2 separate regions of the Homo sapiens genome follow, and region 2 is linked to region 1. The links are chromatin loops, found by intact Hi-C in ENCODE. Cell type or tissue: left lung. All regions are shown on one strand. Each heading gives the region's core, and the rest is flanking DNA. Links, peaks and the distances in the headings are about the cores only.

Region 1 (2,910 bases), core at 100-2,599:
GCCCCTTGAACTTGGATAACATCATTTCCACTGCAGTCTATCGGCCAGAGTCCAGGTCACGAGGCCAGCCCAGATTCAAAGGGTGGGAAATTAGTTTCCACCTTTTGGGAAAGAGGCAAAGTCACATTGCCAAGGACATGCCGAGCAGGAGGGAGCTGTGGCCATAGTTGGTCATCTATCCCAGAGCCTTGGAGTTTGAGGGTTCCTCCCACCCGACTTCTACTCTACAGGCTGACTGTGTGCCCCAGGCTGAAAGGAAGCAGAAGGCACCCTTCTGGGTCCCAGGGATCTTCCACACAAAGGTGCCAGCTGCCTCTAGAAACAGGGAACCAGCAGGCAAGCTTACCTGCTGTGCAGCACAGCGAGCTGCCTTGTGAATGACCACGTCTCACCAGCCCCGGCAGCATAGCTGCCGTTTGGGTGGATCACTGTGCACCCCGTATGCTGCGCTGCTGCAGAAGGAAACTTGAGGCCTCTTTCCTGGAGACAGAGCCAAGCTCAGGATCCAAGCCTCCCAATAGATAACTCATAATGTCTCTCATTTGCATAACACCTTTCACGTCCTTGGGTTCATTGAACTCTTACGAAACTCCAAGAGGAAGCCAGGACAAGGATTATGGCCTCCTTTTACTGATGAGGAAATAAATAGAGGCCCAGAGAACCAGGGGGCTGGCTGGAAACAAAGTGAGGACAGTCAGAGGCCCGGGAGCCTGCTTCTCCTTCACTCCATCCTCTCCCAGGTGGGGGCTCAATGAGGGGGAGGGGCTGCTTCCTTTCCTCCTCTGTGCCCTCCCAGATTTCCCAGAGTGCACCTGTGGCCTTTGGCCCCCACCCCCACCGAAGAGCCTGTGGGGGCCGCTCAGCAAGAAGGAAATTCAGTGGCGCATCTGCCCACATTCTGGAAGGACCCCTGGTCCCCTTCTGTCAGGTGAGTACCCCAGGGTCTCAATCCTGACCCTGGAGGCTCATGAGAGATGTCCCTCTATCCAGCCCTGCAGGCCCTGGGTGGGTCTCGCCAGGTCTCCCCACTCCTCCCACCACATCCCCAGGATGCCACGGCTTCCTGGGCTACGAGCAGTAACTGAAGAGGATTCAGGCTCAGGTGCTCCCAGACTCAGAAGCCTCCACCTAGAGCACGTCTTAGGGGATGTCTACCCTCCTCTAAGATGTGCGAGAGGCCCGGATGCAGGGTGGGGAAGGGGTACATGTGGGGTTACCCCCAAGAGGGCCCATCATCCACCATCCAGAGCAACATGGGGCGTTCCAAGGTCCCCCCAGGCCCTTCACCAGCTTGCAGCTTGCTCATATGCTTGTGGTAGTTGCTCTTTTGGGAGAGGCCTGGTCTCTCTGGTCACATGCAAGGTGACCTGTGGCAGGGTCACACAGAAGAGGCAAGTGAAAGCCCAAAGCCAGGACTTCTGGAGTGCCAAAGGGCAGTGCCAGTGTGGGCACTGGGGGAGGGGGCCACGCGGTGCCGAGAGCCCGCAGCTGCAGGGAGGCTCCCAGGCCTGGCTGCGCTGCAAACTCCTGCTGGCTCAGCTCTGCTCGGGGCTGACTCACCTTCCCTCTCCCACCTGTTCCCCTTTCACAGCCCTCCCACCTGCCTCCCTCCTCGTGCCGCTCCTCTGATCCCTCACTCCACTCCGGCTCCTGCGGCGCTGACGGAGCGGGGTGGGGGGAGTTGCTGCGTCTGGGGGTGTAAGAACCTTAGATGTCACGGAGCTTGGAATTGTGCCAACGGGCAGGCTGAAGGGGCCTTAAAGTGCTGCCAAGCCCTCCTCATGCCACACCAGCTTCCCTGCAGAGCCAGGGTAAGGAGACCCCCTCTGCCCTGCCCTGCCCTCTCTTCCCCACTTCGGTCACAGCCTCTTGGGGAGCAGGAGTGGTGGGCAGGATGGAGAGAATGAAGAGGGTATCATGCATGTGGAAGAAAAGGAGGAAGACAGGGAGGGAGGAAGAGGAAGAAAGGGAGGAAGACAAGGAAGGAGGAAGAGGAAGAAAGGGAGGAAGACAGGGAGGGGGGAAGAGGGCGGATCTAATGGGAGCAAAAAACCCCGCCCTCATCTGGCCACACCTGCCTGCCTGCCTGGAATTCCACGGTTCAGGCCTAATCCTTGTAGATTCACCATGGCTTCCTTCCCACCAGCTTCTGGAAGATTTATCTTCCTTATGAACTCAAATAGCTCACAGAAGAATAGAAAAGAACTTAGGAGGCATCCGACTCAGCTATTTCACCTCATTGCGTTCACCCCTGTCTTTGTTAGAGCCCATGGCTGCGATCAGATGACTGCTTCCTGCGTCTAGCTTTTCTCATTGCAGTTTTTTCCAGGTATTGACTTTTCTGGGTATTGATGGATTCTACATCTTTTCAATTTTTTTTTTTTTTTTTTTGAGATGGAGTCTCGCTGTGTTGCCCAGGCTGGAGTGCAATGGCGCAATCTCGGCTCACCACAACCTCTGCCTTCTGGGTTCAAGAGATTCTCCTGGCCAGGCGTGGTGGCTCACACCTGTAATCCCAGCACTTTGGGAGGCCAAGGTGGGCAGATCACCTGAGGTTGGGAGTTCGAGACCAGCCTGACCAACATGGAGAAACCCTGTCTCTACTAAAAATACAAAATTAGCCAGGCATGGTGGCACATGCCTGTAATCCCAGCTACTTGGGAGGCTGAGGCAGGAGAATCGCTTGAACCCGGGGGGGCAGAGGTTGAAGTGAGCCGAGATCATGCCATTGTACTCCAGCCTGGGCAACAAGAGTGAAACACCATCTCAAAAAAAAAAAAAAAAAAAAAATAGATTCTCCTGCCTCAGCCTCCCGAGTAGTTGGGATTACAGGTGTGCACCACCATGCCTGGATAATTTTTTGTATTTTTAGTAGAGACGGGGTTATGTTGGCGAGGCCAGTCTGGAACT
Region 2 (2,910 bases), core at 126-2,625, 130 kb before region 1:
TGCATTTAATGAATGAATGAGATCATGACTTAAATTTAGGCCTTTTCTTATTCAGAGCTTTAAATGCACTACAACATTGGGCTACCAATTAAATGTATGCTGTCAGAATCTGACAGTTACTCTTCTAACTGCTAGCATTACCTACAACATCTTTGACATTTACTATTCTGACATGTCCTCCATAATATTTGGTTTATGTGAGATAACCTGACCATAATGACAATCACTGGATTTTCCTAATACCTGTTTTTCATATGTTTTTCAGTATATTAAAAACTGAAGCCGGGCATGATGGCTCATGTCTATAATCCCAGCACTTTGGAAGGCCAAGGTGGGCAGATCTCTTGAGCCTCAGGAGTTTGAGACCAGCCTGGGCAACATAGCAAGACCCCAGCCATACAAAAAATAAAAAATTAGCCCTGTGTCAGGTGACAGAACAAGATTCTGTCTCAAAAAAGAAAAAGAAAAAACATTGAAAATTCAATTGACTATAGAAACATAGTTCCAGCACAATATTAAATACCCAATTAATAACTAAGATGGGCTGGGCATGGTGGCTTATGCCTGTAATCCCAGCACTTTGGGAAGCCAAGGCAGGCGGATCACCTGAGGTCAGGAGTTCGAGACCAACCTGGCCAATATGGTGAAACCCCATTTCTACTAAAAATACAAAAATTAGCCTGGCGTGGTGGCAGGCACCTGTAATCCCAGCTACTCGTGAGGCTGAGGCAGGAGAATCTCTTGAACCTGGTAGGCGGAGGCTGCAGTGAGCCAAGATCACGCCACTGCATTCCAGCCTGGGCGACAGAGCAAGACTCCATCTCGAAAAAAAAAAAATAATAATAATAATAATTAAGACGATCTGTAACTCCAATTCAATTCTAAAGACTAGTAAGACATAAGGCCTTGCTAACCCATTTACTATTTTTTTAAGTTTTTTCTTAAAATAATTTATTATTATTATTTTTTAAGCCTACAGCATGCAGTATTCCCAGGTTCCATTTACTATTGAAGTAAGAACGATAGGGCTTATCATTTGTTTTGCTGATCCACTTGCCCATACACAATAGAACCTGTGATCTAGCAAGTGGCATGCTATTTGTTCAGCCAAGAATTGCTGTTCATGTTCTGTAGATAGATAGGTAGATGATAGAATAGATAGATAGATACATAGATAGGAAGGATACTAATGATATGAATACTTTCTCCTCTCTTAATATTTCTATTTCTATTCCTGTTACTAATGCTTTCTTTCTATTTCCAGTAAGTTACTAGGAGGTGGAATTGAAAGTATGGCAATTACAGAAGCTTTTGGAGGTAGGTAGAACCTTAATATTTTGTTAAATGAAATATTATACACACACACATACACATCTATGTGTATACATACACATATAATTAAATAAACAACCAATAATAAATTGTAAGTATTTTGGAACTTACAAAATCTCAATTATCATAACATGAGATCATTCTGTACTGCAACGAAAATATATATGAACATTAACAGATGGGTCTTATCAACACTTTTCATCTTTTATTTGTGATTCCTATAGAAGATAATAGATTTTTTTTTTTTTTTTTGAGACGGAGTCTCGCTGTGTCACCCAGGTCCAGGCTGGAGTGCAGTGGCGCAATCTCGGCTTCCTGCAAGCTCTGCCTCCCGGGTTCACGCCATTCTCCTGCCTCAGCCTCCCGAGTAGCTGGGACTACAGGCGCCTGCCACCACTCCCAGCTAATTTTTTTGTATTTTTAGTGGAGACGGGGTTTCACCATGTTAGCCAGGATGGTCTTGATCTCCTGACCTCGGCCTTCCAAAGTGCTGGGATTACAGGCGTGAGCCACTGCGCCCAGCTGATAATAGATTTTTTTTCACTTATTTGTTCAAAAGGTAATTGAATAATGAGGCTGATTTTATTTCTAGGCAATTAATGTTCCATGAACATAGAGACTAGATTCCCTCTTCCCTGATTATATCCTCTATTTTTTTTTTTAAATAATAGATAAAGGGTCTCGCTATGTTGCCCAAGATGGTCTCGAACTCCTGGACTCAAGCAATCCTCCCACTTTGACCTCCCAAAGTATTGGGATTACAGGCATGAGCCACTGCACCCGTCCTATCCTCTATTTTTAAAAAGCAATTCATGCATAGCTACACTGTGTATCACATCTGGGAATTCCAGTATTTGCTGTCCTTGGAGAACTAAATCTGTTTTTTTTTTTTTTTTTTCTGTTGACTTGGGCACTAAATCTGGTTTTCATTATTTCTGTTGACTCAGTCTTAGTGGCTTACCTTCTTCTGTATTTATTGGTGTTTCTGAGCTTATTGTTTGATTTTAATCTATGAAAGTTCAATGGACCTGGATTGGTAGGTAGGAAAGTTTTCCTCCAGAACGAATTTGCTTTTGCTGGTAGCTAGGGGATGGCACCAGTTTAAGACTACTTCAGCTCCCCTTTAAGGACCTCAGTTCAGTAGGGGAACCCCAGGCTTTCTTTCCTGTGGTGGGGTCTTTATTTTATTTTCATTTATTTATTTATTTATTTAGAGATGGAGTCTTGCTCTGTCTCCCAGGCTGCAGTGCAGTGGTGCCATCTCGGCTCACTGCAACCTCTGCCTCCTAGGTTCAAGCAATTCTGCCTCAGCTTCCTGTGTAGCTGGGATTACAGGCAACTGCCACCACGCCTGGCTGATTTTTTTTTTTTTTTTTTTTTTTTTTGGAGATGGAGTCTCGCTCTGTTGCCCAGGCTGGAGTGCAGTGGCCTGATCTTGGCTCACTGCAACTTCTGCCTCCCAGGTTCAAGCAATTCTGCCTCAGCCTCCCAAGTAGCTGGGACTATAGGTGCACGCCACCACACCCAGCTAATTTTTTATTTTTTAGTAGAGATGGCATTTCACCATGTTGCCCAGGC

The links. Hi-C counts contacts between places; a loop is a spot of excess contacts. Peaks named below come from ENCODE experiments on the same cell type or tissue, not always from the same donor. Only the 100,000 strongest peaks of a DNase experiment are listed, where the experiment ranks them.
Region 2: it touches region 1 in a loop (4-fold over the local background); 3 of 110 quality-filtered maps call a loop at or near these places.

The regions. Positions count from the first base shown.
Region 1 is chr22:38,421,860-38,424,769 of GRCh38, reverse strand. It overlaps LOC105373030 (a long non-coding RNA gene), which reads left to right and starts at 552. Exons shown (of 5, transcript XR_938254.4): 1 at 552-928; 2 at 1,592-1,811. It overlaps LOC101927183 (a long non-coding RNA gene), which reads right to left and starts at 492. Exons shown (of 3, transcript XR_938252.3): 1 at 347-492. In left lung, for the core only: no CTCF peak of the experiment used is centred there; a DNase peak (open chromatin) is centred at 1,579.
Region 2 is chr22:38,553,764-38,556,673 of GRCh38, reverse strand. DMC1 (DNA meiotic recombinase 1) reads left to right here. Exons shown (of 14, transcript NM_007068.4): 6 at 1,265-1,317. Among named protein-coding and RNA genes, the nearest start is that of DMC1, 15 kb to the left of the region's middle. In left lung, for the core only: no CTCF peak of the experiment used is centred there; no DNase peak of the experiment used is centred there; H3K27me3 peaks cover 1,143 bases.